Regions from separate parts of the Homo sapiens genome. Here region 2 is linked to region 1. Evidence: read pairs that join two places in POLR2A ChIA-PET (ENCODE). Cell type or tissue: A673. All regions are shown on one strand. Each heading gives the region's core, and the rest is flanking DNA. Links, peaks and the distances in the headings are about the cores only.

What was found. ChIA-PET counts read pairs that join two places held together with the same protein. Peaks named below come from ENCODE experiments on the same cell type or tissue, not always from the same donor. Only the 100,000 strongest peaks of a DNase experiment are listed, where the experiment ranks them.
Region 2: POLR2A ChIA-PET joins it to region 1 with 11 read pairs; 10 of 35 experiments call an interaction of 5 or more read pairs at or near these places.

The regions. Positions count from the first base shown.
Region 1 is chr22:24,495,314-24,505,521 of GRCh38, forward strand. UPB1 (beta-ureidopropionase 1) reads left to right here and starts at 19. Exons shown (of 10, transcript NM_016327.3): 1 at 19-194; 2 at 4,794-4,965; 3 at 6,813-6,900. The coding sequence starts at 91. RefSeq lists an enhancer at 8,074-8,343. In A673, for the core only: a CTCF peak has its summit at 7,999 (motif pointing left); no DNase peak of the experiment used is centred there.
Region 2 is chr22:24,445,436-24,455,643 of GRCh38, forward strand. All of the region lies in intron 3 of ADORA2A-AS1 (ADORA2A antisense RNA 1), which reads right to left. Among named protein-coding and RNA genes, the nearest start is that of ADORA2A, 23 kb to the left of the region's middle. RefSeq lists a silencer at 118-237. In A673, for the core only: no CTCF peak of the experiment used is centred there; DNase peaks (open chromatin) are centred at 4,196, 5,336 and 6,056; H3K27ac peaks cover 3,726 bases.

The DNA of each region.
Region 1 (10,208 bases), core at 1-8,000:
GGGCGCCTGACCGGGCCTGGGCACCTCCTCCCACTGCGGGCAAAGGGCAGGCAGTTCGTGCGCGGACACAAGCACTGGCGGACCGTGGCCATGGCGGGCGCTGAGTGGAAGTCGCTGGAGGAATGCTTGGAGAAGCACCTGCCGCTCCCCGACTTGCAGGAAGTGAAGCGCGTTCTCTATGGCAAGGAACTCAGGTCCGCAGCCAAGAGGCTAAGCTAATGGGGTCTTGGGGCCACAGAGTGTGGGTCTGGGGGAGCAGGCAGGGAGGGCCTCAGGGTCTGAAGGGCTCAGGGGAGGCGGTGAGAAGTCCTGAGTTGGCGGGCAGAGACCATAGTAGGTCTTGATGGGACGGCCCCGGGGTCCTTGGGGGTTGCAGAATCCTGGCGTGACCTTTACAAATCTCTTCTCCCCCACGTTGCCCAGAACCGGAAGGAAAAGGACGGGATTTTACTCTCCAGGGCTTTCTCTGTGGCCATCCCAACCCTCCTCCCCGGAGCCGGGCTTGTCTTCTGGATGTCTGGCTGGATCACTGTCTCCAACCAGAGCACCCAGCAGGTGTACTGATTGTCCGGCCCCAGACCATCCTTCTTGCGGTGACCCGACCTCTGGCTGACCCTTGGAAATAGAGGCTGTCTGCATTTAGTTGGCGAGGGAACCTTTCCCACTGGCAAGCCATGGGCGCTGGTTTTTCCACTCCCTGCAAGCTTGTGCATCACCAGGACTTTCTGAGGGCTGTATACTGCTGGACACTGTGTCCACAAAGCTGAAAAAGACACTTCCTGGCCGGGCTCACACCTGTAATCTCAGCACTTTGGGAGGCCAGGGCTGGAAGATTGCTTGAACTCAGGAGTTCGAGACCGGCCTGGGCAACATAGTGAGACACCCATCTCTATAAAGCATTTAAAAAAATAGCCAAGCATGGTAGCATGCATCTGTAGTCCTAGCTACATGGCAGGCTGAGGCGGGAGGATCACTTGAGCTTGGGAGGTCGAGGCTGCAGTGAGCCAAAATCTCTCCTCTGCACTCCAGCCTGGGAGTCAGAGTGAGGCCCTGTCTCAAACACACACACACACACACACACACACACACATACACACACACACACACACACACGTCTTTGGATTTGGAGCTTACTTGGATAATCCCGGATGATCTTATCTTGAGATCCTGACCTTAATTACGTCTGTGAAGACCCTTTTTCCAAATAAAATCACAATGACAGGTTCCAGGTGTCAGGATGGAGACACAGCTCAACCTGCTACAGTAGCTTCAGGGTCTGCAGGTGGAAATAACTCAGGGGCTATTTGCTATGTGGAGGTGGGCCTCAGGTGGGCGAGGCTGGGCTTGTTGAGCTGCCCTGGAGATGGTCATTCCAGGTGAAGGAGGAGCAGGTACAAAAGAGGGCGCTGGAGAGAATGCTGGAAAACCTGGATATTCAAGGGGTCAGAGAAAGAGACTTTGTGGGAGATTCTGGAGGTGAGGACTCTGGGGCAGGACAGGAAAGAAGCATCAGATGGCTCAGAAATGTCTAGCGGGTGAGGACAGCAGGAAGTCTGCTGGATTTAGCCATGATAAGGCTGTTGGCAGTTCCTGAGATGGGGCCAGGAGGTAAGGCCTGAGCTGAGGGGAAGCATGTGTGGAAGCTCCCTAGGCAGCAGGGAGAGACAGCAAGTGAGTAAACACATGGACATATGTGGAACACTGTCCCTCTTTCTCTTTCTTCCTCACCTTCTCTCCCCCCTATCTCCCTTCTGTTTTTCAACGGGAGAGACTCTTTAACAGCTTCAGTGATGGATGTGGAGGTCTGTAGGTACTAGTGGAGAAAGATGTCCAAGCTATGTGTATTAAGTGAAAAAGGCAAGTTGAAGAACAGAAAATACAGAATGATACCATTGTATTTGTAATGCATACACGTAGGAAAATAGGAAAGAGACATAAAACATTGTTAAGAGGGGTTGCCTCTGAGTTTTGGGACTAGGGGTGGGGTAGAAAGGGGAATGTATGTTTCATTTTATACCCTTTCCCACTATTTGATTCACCCCCGCCATGAGCACATGTCTCTTTTGTAACAGAGCTCTAGTTTAATGATTTAAAGTGCTGGTGGTAAAGAGCCATCAGACATGGAAAGATGAAGTTCCAGAAGTGAGAGGTTGCTGAGGAGGCAGGAACTTGGTGTCCTCTGGCAAGGTCTGCCTGACCCTGGGTGGGAGAGGTGGGGGCCCTGAAGGGCATGGTGGGGCTAGGATGGGAAGTGAAGGGCTTTACTCCTTGAAGTTTGAAGGGAAGCCCTGAGTGGGGAGGCCTCAGTAGCAGGGTGAGGGGTAGAGGGTCTGAAAGCCAACTACAGGGACCAGGGCAGGCAGTGGCAGCAGGAGGCCGTCTGTGAGGTTATGGCTCATTTGCTGGTCTTGTCCTCCTGGGCAGTGGCTGATTGATGTTTTAGTACTTTTGGGCTACTATAACAGAATACCAGACTTCCCTGTACTTGTGGGCAATCACAGGGAGAAAAAGGAGAAGGGTCTGTGTGTCTGTTTCCCCAAAGGTCTGTGGGCCTGGTAGCTGGACAGCCCTTTGGGAACGTCCTAGTGAACACTGTCCTCAGCCTGTGGTCTCACACCAGGAAGAAGTCAGGTGGCAGAGCTCTTGTCTGAGTGTGCAACCCTGGCTGTAACCAACATCTGGCTGCGGTCTCTTTCCCCATCTTAAACCACATGAATTTATTCCTCACAGTTCTGAATGCTATGAAGTCCAAGATCAAGGTGCCACAGCAGATCTGGTGTCTGTTGAGGGCCCACTTTCTGGTTTTTGATGGTGCCTTCTCACTGTGTTCTTACATGGTGCAGGAAGCAAGCATGCCCTCTTGGTCTTTTAAAAGGACTCTACCCTCATGACCTAATCACCTCTGAAAGAGCCCTATCACATTGGAGATTAGGATTTCAACATATGAATTTGGGGCAGACATAAGCATTCAGTCTGTCTCAGTGTTCCACTGCATCTCCTGTACCAGGCCTTTCGGTGGGCACAGCACATGGTCATTGACTGCGTCTACACAGGGTATGGCTTGAGGATTGGTTAGGTTCTCCAAGATGAAGCTGTGTAGGATGTGGTAATGCACCGCCTTTGATAATGGGAGGGCAGAGAGGCCTTACAGGTACTGCCCAGATAGTAGACAGGAGTGGCTGGGAGGAGGTAGAGCCCCAAAGGTGGCTGTCCTGGAGGGTGGAGCGGCCTCTCCTGTATTACCTTGGCTTAGAATGAGCTCGCAGGGAGCTGGGGATAAGGAGGTGGGCAGCCTCAGGGCTGGCTAGGCGGAGGCATCACTTGGGGGAAGAAGGGTAGGTAATGGAGGTTGTGCATGGTGGGAAGATGAGGAGAGAGACTTCAGCCAGGTGGTGGTTACAGCCATGTTTCCACACCCAAGACGAGCTCTTCACCTGACATTTTCCTGGTGTGAGACCACAGGCTGAGAGGCCAGGCAGGGTTCACCAGGACACTCTGAAAGAGCTGTCTGGCTCCCAGGCCCACAGGCCTTCGAGGGAATAGACACATAAGCCTTGCTCCTTTTTCTCCTGGTGTCTGCCCACACCCATATCCTGGAAAGCTGCGTGATTTATGTCCACCAGAGGGGATTTGCTCTGAGGCTGTGGCCTGCAGGAGCGCCCTTCCGCTGGAGGGTGGGAGGACTGTCTAAGGCAGTCACAGCAAGGAGAGGCACGGTGTGGGCACTGCTGCTATTTCTAACCTGCTGGAGTGAAGGGAACCTTGACTACTTGAAAAGCAGGCTGATTGTCAGGGGCGGAACCGAACTCAGAGCTGTCAGGGCCGTCACATGGAAAGTGCCTGGCAGGGGGCGGCGACAGGGGGCTTGGGCTGACAGGGCTGTGATTTTGAAAGAAACGTCTCCAAGAAAGTGATTTAAAGTAGGAGAGAAATATTATTATTAGATAATGGCTGTCAGGTTATTTTTTGATGTGTTTTCTGAGTATTTCATAATCATCTTGCGCTTAGATGGTAAGCCCTTCCTGGCTAGGGGCCGTGTCCCATCCCATGCCTCTGTGGCTTTCACCTTCGGGTGTGCAACAGGTATCAGGAGGTATTTGCTGTTTGGCTAATGGTCACTTCAGTGGAAGGTTTTATAACTAATTCTCTAGCCTTGGTTAATAAACTACAAATGTGGATGAGCACTTAGGGCTTCCATCTGAACACCTGGGCCCCTCCAAGCCCACCCAACACCAGATGTAGAACTGGCCTCCCCCAGCAGGAGCAGCAGGACAGAGTGGCCAGGGTCTTTATTCACCATAAGGCCATCCATGTGATCCCAGGTCATGGCCTCTCCATCCAACCTGTCTCCTGAGCCCCATTTTCCAAGCCCCTCGGCTCCCACAGCCTGCCTCACACCCTAGGCTCAGCATAGCCCTGATTCTGGTTCAGAAACACTTTTGAGAATCTGTTCCCTCCTTTCTGTGCTGACTGCCAGGACTTTAATTCCTACCGTGATTTCAGCAACTCTAAAACACCAACCTCTTAACTGGCCTCCCCATTGCCAGGCCTAACCGTGCTGACTCTGCTGAGGTCTCCCTGCCAATTGCAGGTAAAGTCCAGGTTCAGTGTAGTGTTCTGTCATGGCTGGACCCCACTGCTCGCCAGCTCCCTTGGGCCCTGGCACTGAGCGCCTTCTAGCCAGGACATCCTCACCTCTTTGGCTGATAAATAGCTACAAGAAATGGGAGAGAGATTTTAAGTGGAGCAGACTGCATCAAAATCCCCTTCCCTCTTTTTTCCTGCCCATCTAGGAAGCTTGATCTGCCCAGGGAAGCTTTCGAAGCTGCCTCCAGAGAAGACTTTGAACTGCAGGGATATGCCTTTGAAGCAGCGGAGGAGCAGCTGAGACGACCCCGCATTGTGCACGTGGGGCTGGTTCAGAACAGAATCCCCCTCCCCGCAAATGCCCCTGTGGCAGAACAGGTGCAGACTCTTTTGACCATAATAAATACACAAACAGGGTTGTGGCCTGCCCTTGGAGCACACCTGCAGGCCCTGGCTGGCCGCATACTCCGGGTCTGCAGGCTTGGGCGCCTCAAGCAGTAGCAGAGGCGCTTCTGCCCTGGCCTCCCCACATCCCTCCAGCCTGCATCTCTGGCTCTTCTGTCTTCCTGTTCTTATTCTGTCTCTCCCTCCTCCTCACTGATCTTTCCACTTCTCTCCAGCTATTGATCTGAAGCTCCATTTACCAACCGGGAGGGTGCCCTTTTGGCCTGCTCGTGCTCTCCACGGGACGCTGCCTCTCAGCTGCCTGCCAGGAGGCGGCCAGCCAGCACACGCTGGTTGGGACCGTCTGTCCGTGTGTTCTTCTGCCTTAATCCTCAGGGCGGGGACTCGCTATACCCAGAAGTCTGTCAGTTGTGGTGCCTACAGGATTACGGGAATAGATAGGCATTCGCTTATGACCTCAGAGTTAGTAAATAAAGGTGACAGCATCTTGTATCTCCCTAAAGAAACATGTTGTCACAGGCGCAGGTGGTTTGCTTTATACACTTCTCCACAGCATTCCTCCAGCTGCTCAAACTTTCAGGGATTTTCCTGCACAGGTTTCCTCAGGATACGGCGTGTTTGAGGATTCTTAGGGATTCTGGAGAAACCTAAGGCCTCTTGGATTCCAGGTTTGGTTCTGCATCATCATTCACATTGGTCCTTCCTTTGCTTTTGTTGGATTCACAGATGTCTGGTTCTCAGTTCTCTCACTTTTTGTATCAGGATTTGTTTTTTGTGGATATGTCCCCTCTATCATCCCAGACTGTCAAGTCATAGGACCAGCTATGTTTTTTTCACGTGCACAGGGCCTAGAAGTATGCTTTGCGTTTTGCTAACACCAAGCAAATGTGTGTTTGCGGGGCTGATGCTGTCAGCAAATATCCACAAAGCCATGGGGTGCACAGCCTCTCAAAGGAGGAGACTATAGGCCTTGTGGAGAGTTTGTGCGCTCTGGGTTTTCAGCCTGGTTCCTTTGGTCTGTCTTTGAACAAACGCTTTTGAATGTCTCCTGGGAGCCAGGCATTGTGCCAAGGACAAGCAGACAATGAGGATGCTTTCTTCCTATCCCCAAGGAGCCTGTGGGGTCCTGGGAGTGACAGACAGCAGAGGAAGAGTGGCACACAAAGCAGTGGCACACAATGGCTCCCGAAGGCCAGGGGATGCTGAGTTACCTTGACACTTGGCCCATAGCTGTGAGAGCCTGCAGAGGCCCACAGAGGGGTGACATGTGACATAGATAACACCTCCAGGAAGATTAGGTGGGAGGAGGGAAGTACATTCCTGGCCCAGGGCACAGCACACACCAAAGCACGGGGATTTAAAAGAGCCAGAGAGGCGAGGCATTCCATGATAAGATGCACACAGGATAAGTAGGATAAGTGTGGAACCAGGCTTGCCTCTGAAGGCAGGAGAGTGGGGAGCGGAGTCCCGGGCCAAGGGGGTGGCTGACCTGGGAGATGGGTGTGAACGTGGGCCCTGGACCGGAAGCAGCACCATCCTCATCCCTGCCTCTCAGCAACCCCACAGGTCAGGTGGCAGCCTCCCCATTACCAGGTGAGGAAACTGAGGCAGTGTCCAAGTGTCTGACCCCAGAGCCTCTGCACCTCCAGCTTTTCATGCAGATTTTGGACATCAGGAGATAACCAAATATAGAACCTCCCCACCCTACTCCTCATACCTGCCCAGGTGGGCATTGATTTTTCCATATGCATTAGGATGAGATCCTAAAAATTGCCTTACCAATAGAACTAAATGGATTCTAATCCTTTTTAAATTCTCAGGTCTCTGCCCTTCATAGACGCATAAAGGCTATCGTAGAGGTGGCTGCAATGTGTGGAGTCAACATCATCTGTTTCCAGGAAGCATGGAGTGAGTCTTTTTTATGGTGCTTTCTCTGCTGCCTTCAAACAATTGTGTATTCTCTCCATGTTGCCAAGAGTGTCTGCTGCCTGACTTTTAAAGAATCTCCTTTGTTTCCTCATCCATGGAAAGTTCTCCGTCCACATCACCAGGAACCCCGGCCTCCCTGCTGTTACGCACCGAGCTGTTGTCTGATTCCTTCAGTTTTCCCACATCGTTCTGAATCCATTCGCTCCTCTCCATCTCTCTACCACCACCTGGTCCAAGCCCCTGGCAGCTCACCTCTGGCTTTTGTAATTCCCTCCAGCTGGTCTCCTGTGCCCTCCTGACCAGGACTTCTTTACCTTCAGATCTCAGCCCAGAGCCAGCCCCCCCATCTAAACATCCTGGTAGTATGTACCTTTGTGGTTTTTATTTTTATCAGAGTTTTACATGCTCATGGTTTAGAGTCAGATGGGTGTACAAGGTCTGTTACCAAAAAATAGCTATTATCCCCAGCATCAACACTGAGCTAGTTCCTTTGGAATTTACCTTTGTTAGTGTTGCTACTTCCTAATTTTTTAGTTTTGCATCACCTATTGACTTCCCCCTATGGAAGATGTCAGTGTTAGCCCTTTCTTGCCTCCTCCTGGCCCTTCGACATACATGTGTCCTTGTTCTATCCCCCCAGCCCATTTTGTCAACTTTGATTCCTTTTCTTTTTTTTTAAGACAAGGACTTACTCTGTCACCCAGGCTTAGAGTACAATCACAGCTCACTGCAGCCTTGATCCCAGGCCCAAGCAATCCTCCCACCTCAGCCTCCCAAGTAGCTGGGACCACAGGTGCACACCATCACGCCCAGCTAATTGAAAAAAAAAAGTTTGTAGAGATGGAGATCTCACTATATTGCTAGGCTGAACTTTGATTTCTTTTCCTGAATTATTTTCTGTTTTCCCTAGAGTTTGCTTTGTTTTCTACTTGCCACGCATTCAACCCCAAACTTTCTATCAATTCCTAAATCTCCCTTAATGTGTTTTAGACGCATCAAACAGTCTATCAGTTTCATCTCCTCCAAGGAATCTGCCCCAGAGCCTTGTGACTGCTGTGGTCTGAATCAGGTGCCCCCTCTGCTGGCCACACAGTTATTGTCCTGGGATCCCCCCTCATCATCACCCTGGGGAATCCCTTTGCCTTGCTCTTGTGTTTCTCTGTTCCCACAGCTTCCTCTTTCTTGGTTTATACCCTTATTTTAGTGGAGTGGTGTAGTGGATCCTTATAGATTTATGTTGCCTCGGCATCCATGTTGAATACAAGTTTAACTCTCTCATACCAGCGGCAGGGCTCGGTCACGCTGGACACAGTTTCCAGATCTACACCACACCGAGATGGCTCAAGCCAAGTGGCCAGAGGTAAGAACTTAAGAGGCCTCTCTCCCACCAGCAGACTGGGCTGCCCACTTTCCTGCTGCTTCCTTTAAATGGACCATCCAGGCATTTGGCCATTAACTTAAGGTGACCACATCTTAGTCATTATGTGTACTGCTAGTTGCCCCATACTCTCTCTGACTCTTCATTTCTCCCTCATCTGACCTGGGGACAGAGGACTGCCCTCCTGACTCATGGCACTCTCCTTGCCCAGGATCTGTAAGTAAAAAAATCTTTAAACTTGTTTCCTATTGCGATTGTGTGTTGAATTTGCACCTTCCATGAGAAGAACCAGGGGCTGCCCCAGGCTGGGTTTTCCTTGGGATACCGGTGGAAACACAAAGTTGGGCTCCTAGGGCCAGAGTGGTAGTCAGGCAGGGACAGGTCAGGCAAGAGCTGCCACACAGCATGTGCCAGTATAAACAAGTTTCACGTATGAGGGACCCCCTGGTCACGGGTTGGACAGACAGGCATTAGGCTGTCCACCATGTACAAGATGTATCCTGTGAAAGGCACACTGTAGAGACCACATCCAGCTCCCTTCATTTCCTGTTAGTGCTGGGTTGCCAACCGCTCTGGTACTGGAGCCCCCATTTAGCTAGGGACTCTCAGAACAAGTAGTTCCCTGAGGAAGAACACATCAGAGGTAAACTTTTTGAGGCCTTGCCCATCTGAAAATATGTTCCTTCTACAATTTTCTTGATAGTTTGGTTGAGCATCAAATTTTAGGTTAGAAATCATTTTCCTTCAGAAGTTTGAACACATTGTTCCATTGTCTTCTAGTTTTTTGGGCATTGTTGAGTAGTCCACAGCCATTTTAATTTGTGACCCATTGTCTATGACTTGTTTTTCTCTGGAAGACTGTAGGAGTTTCTCTTTTTCACCAGTACTCTACAATTTCATAATGATATTCCATTGTGTATATCTATTTTAATCCACTCTAGGCACTCAGTGGGTTCTTTTAGTCTAGAAACTTGGGTTCTGAAGCTCTAGGAAATGTTCTTGCATTATTTCATTCATTATTTTCCCCTCTTTTTTTCTCTTTCTAGACAGTCCTACTATTAGGATGTTGGAACCCTGGACTAGTTCCCTAATTTTGTTATGTATTTCCTCCTTTTTTTTTTTTTTTTTTTTTTGATACGTGGTCTTACTCTGTCACTGAGGCTGTAGTGCAGTGGCACAATCACAGCTCACTGCAGCCTTGACCTCCCAGGATCAAGCAATCCTCCCGCCCCAGCCTCCTGAGTAGCTGGGACCATAGATGCATACCACCACACCTGGCTAATTTTCTTGAATTTTTTTTTTTTTTTTTTTTTGTAAAGATGAGATCTGTGTTGCCCAGGCAGGTCTCAAATTCCTGGGCCCAAGCAATTCTCCCACCTTGGACTCCCAAAATGCTGCAACTATAGGCGTGAGCCACAGGGCCCAGTCACCACTTTGTCTTTTTGCTCAATTTTCTGGTGGATTTGATCTGATTTGTCAGTCAGCCCTCCTATTCAACCTTTCATTTCTGCTGTCAAATTTTGAATTTACTAGTGTTCTTTTGGTCTGAAAGTCCCTGTTGTATTACATCCTGTTCTTGCATCATGGTTGCGATATCTTCTCTTACCTCTAAGGATACTAATATTAAGTAAATTTTGTTTTCTCTCTTATTCCAAGAGTCCTTATTCCAAGTTGGACGCTTTGTTTGATTGCTCATATTTTAAGAATTGGGGATTAAAAATCTGTGAGCTCTGAGTTTGTAGTAGGGGCTCACCCACTGAGCTCCATTATAGGGTGATCTGATTTAGTGGTAATTCCCAGGTAATCCCAGTGTTAGTATCTCTGGGTCATTCTTTTCAGGCTGGTCAGAGTCCCCAGAGATTTTTCTGCCCTTGTGCCAAGAAGGGAAGGAGAACAAAGGTTCAGCATG
Region 2 (10,208 bases), core at 815-8,814, 49 kb before region 1:
CAGGTGTGCTGTGAGGCAAGTGGCTCCCTCCCTGACCCTTACTGCTCAGTGTGCAAGGTTACCACCTTCTCCTCCTCCCCACACCCATCCCCCCTCTCTCCCAAGGTGCCCCTCATTGCTGCTGTCACTCATCATTAGCAGTCACTGTCATTGTTAGGACAGCCCCTGTCAGGCTGCAGAGCCAAGGGAGGGGGCAGGAGAATGTCAGATGACTCACACAACCTCAAAAGAGGGGGATGGACACACAACACAGAACCTAGCTACAAGAAGCACCTCGTGAGACTCTGGTTCAACCCTTTCTTTTTCCAGAGAAGAAAGAGCAGCTTAGCAGAGTTTCCTGACAAGTCCCTCTGCTTCCCACTAGTCAGGCTTGGAGGGAGGCTGGCCTAGGAGAAAGGCCAGGCCAGGAAGTCAGCATGAGGCTGGGCAGGTGACAGGTGTAGCCAACCCAGGGTCCTCTGAGGGAGGTGGGGAAGGCTTTGCATGGACCCATCCACACTTCTTTGCCTTGTCCAAGGAAGTGTTTCCGTTTGGGGGAGGAGAGGAGTGACTCTTTGTCAAATCAGCCATCTGGACTGTCACCTAACGACCAGCTAAGCCCTCGGATCAAGCTGGTTAGGACCTGAGCCCTGTCTCCTGGCTCTCTGTCCCTCTCCCAACCACTTAATGAGCCCTTGCTGATGCACACTGAGCCGGGGGCAGGACGCAGGGAGCCAACAACTGACTGAGGGGAATAAGCCCGACGGGGAGAATAAGCCCGACGGAGGGAATAAGCCTGTGAGGGACACACAGGCTCTCAGAGGAGGTGAAAACCACACGCCAGCGGGCAGTCAGGATGGGCTTCACAGAGGGGGCCACACCAAGCTGGCCTGTCAGAGGCCGGCGGTCAGCTCCAGGGCCCCATCTCTTCAATGTGTTAGTCAGGAAATAAGAACAAGGAGGGGCTGAGTAAATCTGCGCCTGATTTTCATCTGCCTACACTGAATTATGCCATCCATTTGGAGGCAATTTTCAAGTTAAAATGTTGTCAGAAGGCTGTCACAGTTTTTATCTTTCTTTTCTGTTCTTTCTCAACCCACCCACATTTTCTAGTTAGGTTGGAAAGGGGAGTGAGGGGGATAGAGCCTGGTTTATATTCAGAGATTTCTGGAATTGTTAAAGATAGATGAGACTTTTAGAAATTATCAAGTTTTCTCTTAGGAAAATTGAGTCCCAGTCCAATATCACAATTAATTGTTCTTTCAGTTCCAGAACTTTTAGGGGAACTGGAGGGACCTGGCCAGGCATCCTGCAGGCTATCTCTTGGGGTTTCAGCTTGATTCTCTCTGCTGCCTGGTTCAGAGATGCCCAATAATCCCACCACTTGCTCCTTCCAGCCACCACCCTGTTCCACTGACTGCTGAACGGGGAGTCAAAGCACCAGTTTCAATCCCTGGTCTTGCCATTGACTTCTTTGACAGGACAAGTCACTGAGCTGCCACACCTACTTTTACATAAAATGAGTTAATAAATGTGGGCCGGGCGCGGTGGCTCACGCCTGTAATCCCAGCACTTTGGGAGGCCAAGGTGGGTGGATCACCTGAGGTCAGGAGTTCAAGACCAGCCTGGCCAACGTGGTGAAACCCTGTCTCTACTAAAAAAGACAAATAAAAATTAGCTGGGCATGGTGGCAAGTGCCTGTAATCCCAGCTACTTGGGAGGATGAGGAAGGAGAATCTCTTGAGCCTGGGAGGCAGAGGTTGCAGTGAGCCGAGATTGTACCATTGCACTCCTGCCTGGGCAACAAGAGTGAAACTCTGTCTCAAAAAAATAAATAAATGTGGCAGTGCTTTGGAAGGTATATTTAACACAAATGCCCAGGATGATGATGATCATTATTATTGCAGTAATAAATCCATTCTCAGCTCAGAAAAATAAGAGGGTAACCAATCAATAGCTCCAGTGTTCTTGGAATCAGAGAGTGGAAAGGAGGCTGGGAGGGAAGGAAGATGGGGTGGCAGGGAGGAGAGCTACTGACCACCTTCTATATTCTGATCACTGACATTGCCCAGCCATTGCCAGAGGGAGAAATGTGGTGGGTATGAGTTCAAGCCAGGCACCTGGAAGTCCCTGATCTCTGGGTGCCGGGAGGTGGGTGTGGAACTGGCAGACGACCTAGGCAAGGGTCACTGATTATGGATCATTTACTTTCTTCAACCCTATACTGTCCCATCTGTTTATGAAAGTCTAGACATTAGGGAAATTTAGACTTATCTAAGAGGTTAATGGAGAAGGGATACAGTAAATGTCTGGGCCAACAGAGTCAGGATTCAAAATGACCTCAAAGGGCTGGACAGATAAAACTGAGCAAGGACCAGTGTAAAGTCCTGCTCAGACCGGATGTGGTGGCTCACTCCTGTATCTGAGCACTTTGGGAGGCCAAGGCAGGTGGATCACTTGCAGTCAGGAGTTTGAGACCAGCCTGGCCAATATGGTGAAACCCCGTCTCTACTAAAAATACAAAAACTAGCCAGGCACGGTGGCTCATGCCTGTAATCCCAGCATTTTTGGAAGGCCGAGGTGGGCAGATTGCCTGAGGTCAGGAGTTTGAAACCAGTCTGGCCAACATGGTGACACCCCGTTTCTACTAAAAATACAACAAAATTAGCCAGGCGTGGTGACAGGCACCTGTAATCCCAGCTACCCGGTAGGCTGAGGCAGGGGAATTGCTTGAACCAGGGAGGTGGAGGTTGCAGTGAGCCGAGATCATGCCACTACACTCCAGCCTGGGCGAAAGAGCAAGACTCCGTCTAAAAAAAAAAAAAAACAAAACAAAAAAAACTAGCCATATGTGGTGGTGCATGCCTGTAGTCCCAGCTACTCGGGAGGCTCAGGCAAGGGAATCACTTGAACCTGGGAGGCAGAGGTTGCAGTGAGCTGAGATCACGCCACTGCACTCCAACCTGAGCAACAGCGAGACTCCATCTCAAAAAAAAAAAAAAAAAAAAAAAAAAAAACCCAAAAAAAAGCCTGCTCAATTTCAGAAAAAGCCAATGTGCAGGGAGGAGTGGGAGGATAGAGAGACCCAGCCTACTATCAGTTCAGGTCAAAACAACATGGACACTACAGTTACTCAGTTGAGCACTGGCTAACACCGTGGGACAGGCTGGGAAAGAAGCAACTGCAGCCTCAAGCTGCACTGACATCCTAGTTACTAGGAAGTGAGTCCCAGGCTACAGGGACTCACCAGGTACCCACTCAAGGCAGGAGACATGCTCATTTCTCAACACCACCTGCTCATGAACAAACTGAAATGAGTTTGTCATTTTGTGCCTGCAAACAAGACGGTAACCTCCCAATGACACTCAACGAATTAACAAGTGGCCAAAGGAAGGGGATCAAGACAGGGAGCATCTAGAAACTGAAAATGTCTGGAGGACATGAGGTTGGAGAAGACTTAGGGAGAGCTATGGTGAACAGATCAGATGAGAGAAACAGCTTGCATTGTGCTATTCCAAAAGGCACAACTGGGCTCACAGAAGCTTCAGCAGAATAACTAGTTCACGTTAAAGGCCACCAAGATGCAACAATTTGAGACTCATGGCTGGGTCTTCAGTGATCCAAGGACAGTCATGTCAGGATATTCAGGTGCTTGCTGGCCTGGAAGAGGCCTGGACCCCCTTATGGGCCTTGAGGAGACTTCTCTGTACTTCGAGGGCACAAGGCTAGTGAAGATGGCTCATCTTTTGTGGCCAGAATTGCCTTCAGTTCAGTTTTCAGTTCATGGAAGCCCAGAGCAGGTATGTGGGATAAGACAGAGGATTAGGAGGAGGGAATGACAACATATACATTAAAAAGTCACTACCTGCATCAAATGTATGAGTATAGCTGGGAGACAACTACCTGGTATGGATTGAAAGGCATCAAAGAGGCCCAGAGTCCTGTATTAACAGAATACACCCCAAGGCCAAAAATTCCTCCTTAGATGACAGCAGTATTACCCCAAGTGAAGGACATTTGCCATCTGGGGAGGGTACCATGATGATTTATTGGGTCAACATGTGGACATCCAGCAGAGAAGCCTGGAGGGGCTGAGACATAGGGTAGAGAAGGCATCCTGCAGCCCAGGGTTAAGCAAACTCTGCCAACTTTACAAAATGCTCTCACCCAAGGAGTGCCAGAGGGTGAAGCTGGGGAGGGTCCTCATCCACTTCCTCCATCCTACCCCATACTTCCTGTGGCCACTTCTTACTTCCCTAATCCTATTAGTAGGAGCTCTTCTCCTTATCTTCCCAAATCCAATCTATTGCATTCTGTTAATTCTTTCTGAACATCTTTGGAATCTGTTCCATCCACTCTACCCCTCAGTAACCCCTCAAAGTCATGGTCTTGGCGGAGGCACTATCATCTCTACCAACCTGAATACACTCCAAACAGACCTCTTTGTTGATCTCTTTTACCGCAATCTATTCAGCCCAAGCAGTCAGATTAATATCTCCAAAGCACAGCATCAGCCATGTCCCTCCCTTGCTCCAAAACATTTAGTGGACCCTAAATATGCAGCAGATCAAGTCCACCTTCTTTCTGTGGCCATTCAAGGACACAGCTTTGCCCTCCAGCCTGTCTCTGACCACCCACTTTCCTACCCACTACCCTGCTCCTCACTGTGCCAAACTGAACTGTCTACCATCCTCTTACCCCATTCCCTGCCTTTGTCTCTCAGGCAGGCCACTTTGCCTGGGATGCTGTCACTCCCCTACTTTAGACAATTCCCATGCTTCAGGGACCACCTGAAGAGCCGTCTCTTCCATGAAGATGGAGGGAGACTTTGCTGAAATCCTCTTTTCCCCTTCCTGAGCGCCTTTAGATGCATGCCTGTCCCACGCACCAGAAGTTTGTTACCTGCTTCTGATGACATCTCTTCTGCTGCTAAGTTATGACTTAACGCCTGAATAATGTGCTGGTTTTCACCAGTGTATGTTCTATTTTCCTACCAAGACTATAAATTTGAATCCCAGAGAGAGGAGTGGGGATGGTATCTCCTCCATCCTAGGGCGAAGCATAGCAACACTTGGTAAGGCACACTGACTGGGTCGAGAGACCTGGGTTTTAGTTCTCTGCTGCCATTAACTGGTCATGTGACTTTGGGTTTCCTTCCCTGCAAAATGATGAAGCAGTGGATACATATCGCTTCCAGCTCTGGTATTCTCTGAGTCTATTTGACTGTGGGCTGACCCACCCAGCTCTAGGCCTGGCTAGGGAAGGAGCAAGGGAGGCTATGGACAAGCCCAGGGAGAGAGAGAGGGAGAGGGAGATGGGGAGCTAATAGCTCTGGAGGAAGGAAGGACATGCTGGGCTAATGGGATAATTGGATAATCCTCAGAGCTAGGGGCTGCCAGGCTGGGGCCAGCTGTTAGAAGCAGACACAAATAGCACAAGCAAAACAAGGGCGCTGATGCAGGAAGCAGCTTGCTGAGAGATATGGAGGAAGGTGGGTGGTGGCCAGAGGGTGGGGGAGGGGACAAAGAGAAACTGGAGCCCCTTTCTGTTGAAATTTTGAGGACAGGATCTTAAGGTCTTGTACTCTGACCCCATTTAGAAAGACTGCATTTAAGGATCCTGGCCTTCTATATACCAAAGAACATTCTTAGAGACCAGTGGTTTATCTTGGCCTCCACAGTGTCCTGGCCACCAAGGACCTTTAAGGACCATAAAGCCCTCATCTTTGCCCATTGAGGGTTATCTGTAAATGGGGCATCCATTTGACATGCCTGTGAAAATATTGCTGGACTCTTACAAAATATTAATTTTAGATACATGACTCAGTGGGTCCCTTCATTTCAGGCAGATAAGTGGTTCTGTCAGTGGGGTTGGGCACAGAACAAAAGAAATTTTGGAGGGGTCTAGGACCCAACTCTGCTAGGTCACATAAGTCATGACCTCAGTGACTGGACCTCAGTTAGCCCATCTATAAAATGGGGACAATAAGCATTACCCTCCCTGCAAGGCTGTTGTGGAGATAAAATGAGATCATGAATGGGAAAGTAATTTGAAATGCAAGTGCTTTGCCAAGCACTTTAGTCCCAACTCTGTTTCTAATTTTGTATGATTTTAGAAAGGCTATTTCCTTTCTCTGAGTTCCAGTGTCTTCCACTATAAGATGATGAGATCAGACTAGATGCTCTTTAAATTCCCTTCTAATTCTAATGACTCTAATTCTTATTAAAAATAGTATATTTACATTTGTATACCCTATAAGGACAGTATGAGAAAAGAAAATTAGAGGCCAATTTTATTAATGAACATAGATATAAAATACTAAAGATTAGCAAGCCATATCTAGCAATGTACAAAAAAATATATAAATCATTATCCAGTAGGGTTTATCCCAGGAATGCAAGGATGGTTTCACATCAGATAATCATTCAATATCATTCATATTAATAAGTTAAAGAACACTAAAGGAGAATCTCAACAGATGCAGAAAATGCATTTGATTTAAAAAAGTCAACACCCAATCATAGAAAAAACTGTTAGCAAACTAGAAATATAAAAACATTTTCTTAACTCAATAAAGTATATTTTTCAACATCTCACTGAACACACCATAGTCAATGGTGAAATAGAAGCCTTCTCTTTCGGTCAGGCACGGTGGCTCATGTCTGTAATCCCAGCACATTGGGAGGCTGAGGTGGGCAGATCACGAGGTCAGGAGTTCAAGACCAGCCTGGCCAACATGGTGAAACCCCATCTCCACTAAAGAATACAAAAATTAGCTGGTTGTGGTGGCACATACCTGTAATCCCAGCTACACGGGAGCCTGAGGCAGGAGAATCGCTTGAAGCCAGAAGGCAGAGATTGCACTGAACTGAGATCACGCCACTACACTGCAGCCTGGACTACAGAGGGAGACTCTATCTCAAAAAAATAAATAAAAAAAATAAGAAGCCTTCTCTTTCTAGTCAAGACCAAACCCACTATTCTATCCAATATAGTACTAAAGTTCCTAGAGATCACAATAATACATGAAAAAGAAAAGAAACAAAATAACATTATCTGCAGCTGAATTAACTGTCTATATAGAAAAATTCAAAACATTTCTTTGGAATATTATTGGAACTAATGAGAGTTTATCAAGGCTGTCGGATATAAAATCAACATAAAAAACCAACAGCATTCCTATAGGGCAGCAAAAACTATTATAAGTCATTTAAAATATATCATTTATAATAGTAGCAAAAACCAGAAGGTACCTAGAATAAATCCAACAAATGCACAAAAAGAAGACTCAGATGAGGAGATGTGCCATGTTCATGGATGGGAAGAATCAATACTATAAAACTGGCAATTATCCCCAGTCCATCTGGAAATCAAGTGTAATCCTTTAAAATTTCCAATAGATTTTCTTTCATAAATTATACATTTTGGATCCTAAAAATCATTTGAAAAGAAAAAAGGCCAAGAAGAGCCACAATAATCTTCTTCCTTTTAAAGAAGGTGAAGAATTGTCCTAACATACAATAGTGTGGTACAGGAACAGGCAAACAGATGAAGTGAATGAGACACAAAGGTTAGAAGCAAACCTGTCTTTGTATGGGAATGTGGTATGTGGTAGAGGTCACATTACAAACCACAGAAAAAGCATGGAAGGTTCATTAAGTGGTTCTGAAACATGGAAAGGTAAAATTGAAGACAAAGGTGAAAGAAACAAAGATCTTTAACACTTTAAAAAGCAAATATATGAAAATGTCTTTATGACCTCTGGCCAAAGATTTCTTAAAACACAAAAGCAAAGCCATAAAAGAATATGCTGCTAAATTAACTAATGAAACTTTAAAAAAAATTTTTTTCATGAAGAAACAACGTAAAGTACAAAGACAAGCCACAGACTGGAAGAAGGTATCTGCAATGCATATAATCAATAAAGGATTAGTGTCTGTAATATATAACTCCTATGAAAATAAACAAAGATATTATCAGACACCTTAGAAGAAAAAACCTAAATGATCAACAAACACATGAAAATAAATTCGATCTCACTAGTAATTAGGAAAATGAAAATTAAAATATATTTTACCACCATTCACAGTCAGCCAACTAGCAACAATTTAAAAGTCTTGGTGGGGAACAGAAATACATAATACCTAGTAGAGTTGAAGATGTGAATAGCCTATAACCTAGCATTTTCCATTTCTAAGCCTCAATCTTCAATCAAGTCACACACATATTTTTAAAAACCATGCACTTGGATGTTCATTGTGTCACTGTAATACTAAAAATGTCAAAGCAACATTTTTAGTATTTCTTAGTATCTTTTAGAGTTAGAATGGATATATGAACTGTGGTTTACTACTTCAATGAACTATCATACAGCAGGCAAAATAAATGAACTCATTATATCAACACCTGTTCTATATTCCAAGTTAAATTTCTCTAGCTATTTCCAGACCAGACCTTGAATTTCCACCTTTGTGCCAGTGCTCATGGTTATTGTCTTTCCTCTCACTTTTAGCCCAAATTTTAATGATATAATTTAAATGCCCCTTCCTCCTAAAACATCCCAGGATCCTTTAAATTCTGATATTAGAAATTAGAAAACCAAGACCAAAAAAAGTTGAGTCATGCTAAGTTCACATGGCAGATGACTGGCAGAATTGGAACCAGAACCCTGGTCTTTATATCCGTCTTTATACCCATGCAAGGCCACAGATAATCTCAAAAGATGATAAAATACAGAACAAATCCCAATTCCTAGCCTAGGCCACTTTATCCCACAAACATCCCTGGAACAGCTGTGGTCCCAGCTTCTACAACCCCTTCTAGCCTGTGAAGTGTTAAGATCTGGCTTCACTACTATGTGACTATGAGTCTATGTGACGTTGAGTAAGTCAAACTCTCTTGTGCCTCAGTTTCCTTATCTGTTAGCTGCCAATAATTCCTGCCTGGCTACTGCATAAGCTCATTAATAGAATCAAACGAAATAAACGATAATAAACTAGAATTGTATTAAATACATAGAAATATTTACCTTTTTATTATTTTCAAGATATAGAAATGCCTGCCCTCTTGCTAAAAGAATCATGGGATGTCTGATTTGTAAATAAATTTAATTTTGAGAGTTTGCCATTGCTTGGTGATGGAGGGGAGATGTTGTCCTTATACAAGAAGCAGGACTCTGAAAGCTCTACTCCCTTTTCCTGCCCTCTTCTGCTTGGAGGTTTTGTGCCACTGAGTTCCTTGGCACAGGAGGACCAGCAGGCAGACTGGGGTCCCCGGAGGCGGGAGCAGCCAGCCCTGACAAAATACTGAAGTTGGTCAAGATTGTCTTTAAAATCTCTTCCCTGTGCTCTTTCCCCCGGTTTAGCCTTCGCTACATCTTTCCTGGGTTACTGAGGAAGGGGTTCTATACAACCTCCTCCCTCTCCACCAACCACTATTCAGTTTCCCACCATTCAAGATCTACAAGGGGCCAGGCGCGGTGGCTCACGCCTGTAATCCCAGCACTTTGGGAGGCCGAGCTGGGCGAATCACTTGAGGCCAGAAGTTTGAGACCAGCCTGGCCAACATGGAGAAACCCCATCTCTACTAAAAATACAAAAATTAGCCAGGTATGTGGCACACATCTGTAATCCTGGCTACTCGGGAGGCTGAAGCAGGAGAATTGCTTGAACCCGGGAGGCAAAGGCTGCAGTGAACTGAGATCACACCACTGCACTCCAGCCTGGGTGATAAGAGTGAGACTCCATCTCTAAAAAAAAAATAAAAATAAAAAAGACCCACAAGGACCAAAGACTACGAGGTTGGGAAATGTGCCTGGCCCCATTTTGGCAGAGTCAGTATTCAACAAATGCTGAACTGAGCCAAAAGGACTGCCTGTGTGTCTTCCCCATTAACCAGCAGCTTTGTCCTAAGCAGGTCCTCCTGTTCACAAGGAAAACGTCTGATGGTTCCCTTCCCACAGACTACTGGGGACCACTGCATTTGCCCTCCCCTCCTAGGCTCTATGCATTTTCAGACAGGCCCCTGGAGAGGAATGGTAAACCTGGGGGCGGTCACATAGGGCAGTTAGGGCAGTGGAGGGAGGAACAACGGTTGAGAGTGTAGGGGCTTGAGGACTCTACTCCCTTCCCTTTCTTGCCCTGACTCCTCTGCTGCAGCCCAGAGGTGTCACACCACCATGTTCCCTGACATCAGCAGGCAGGTGGCCTGAGGTGTCTACAGTCAGAGCT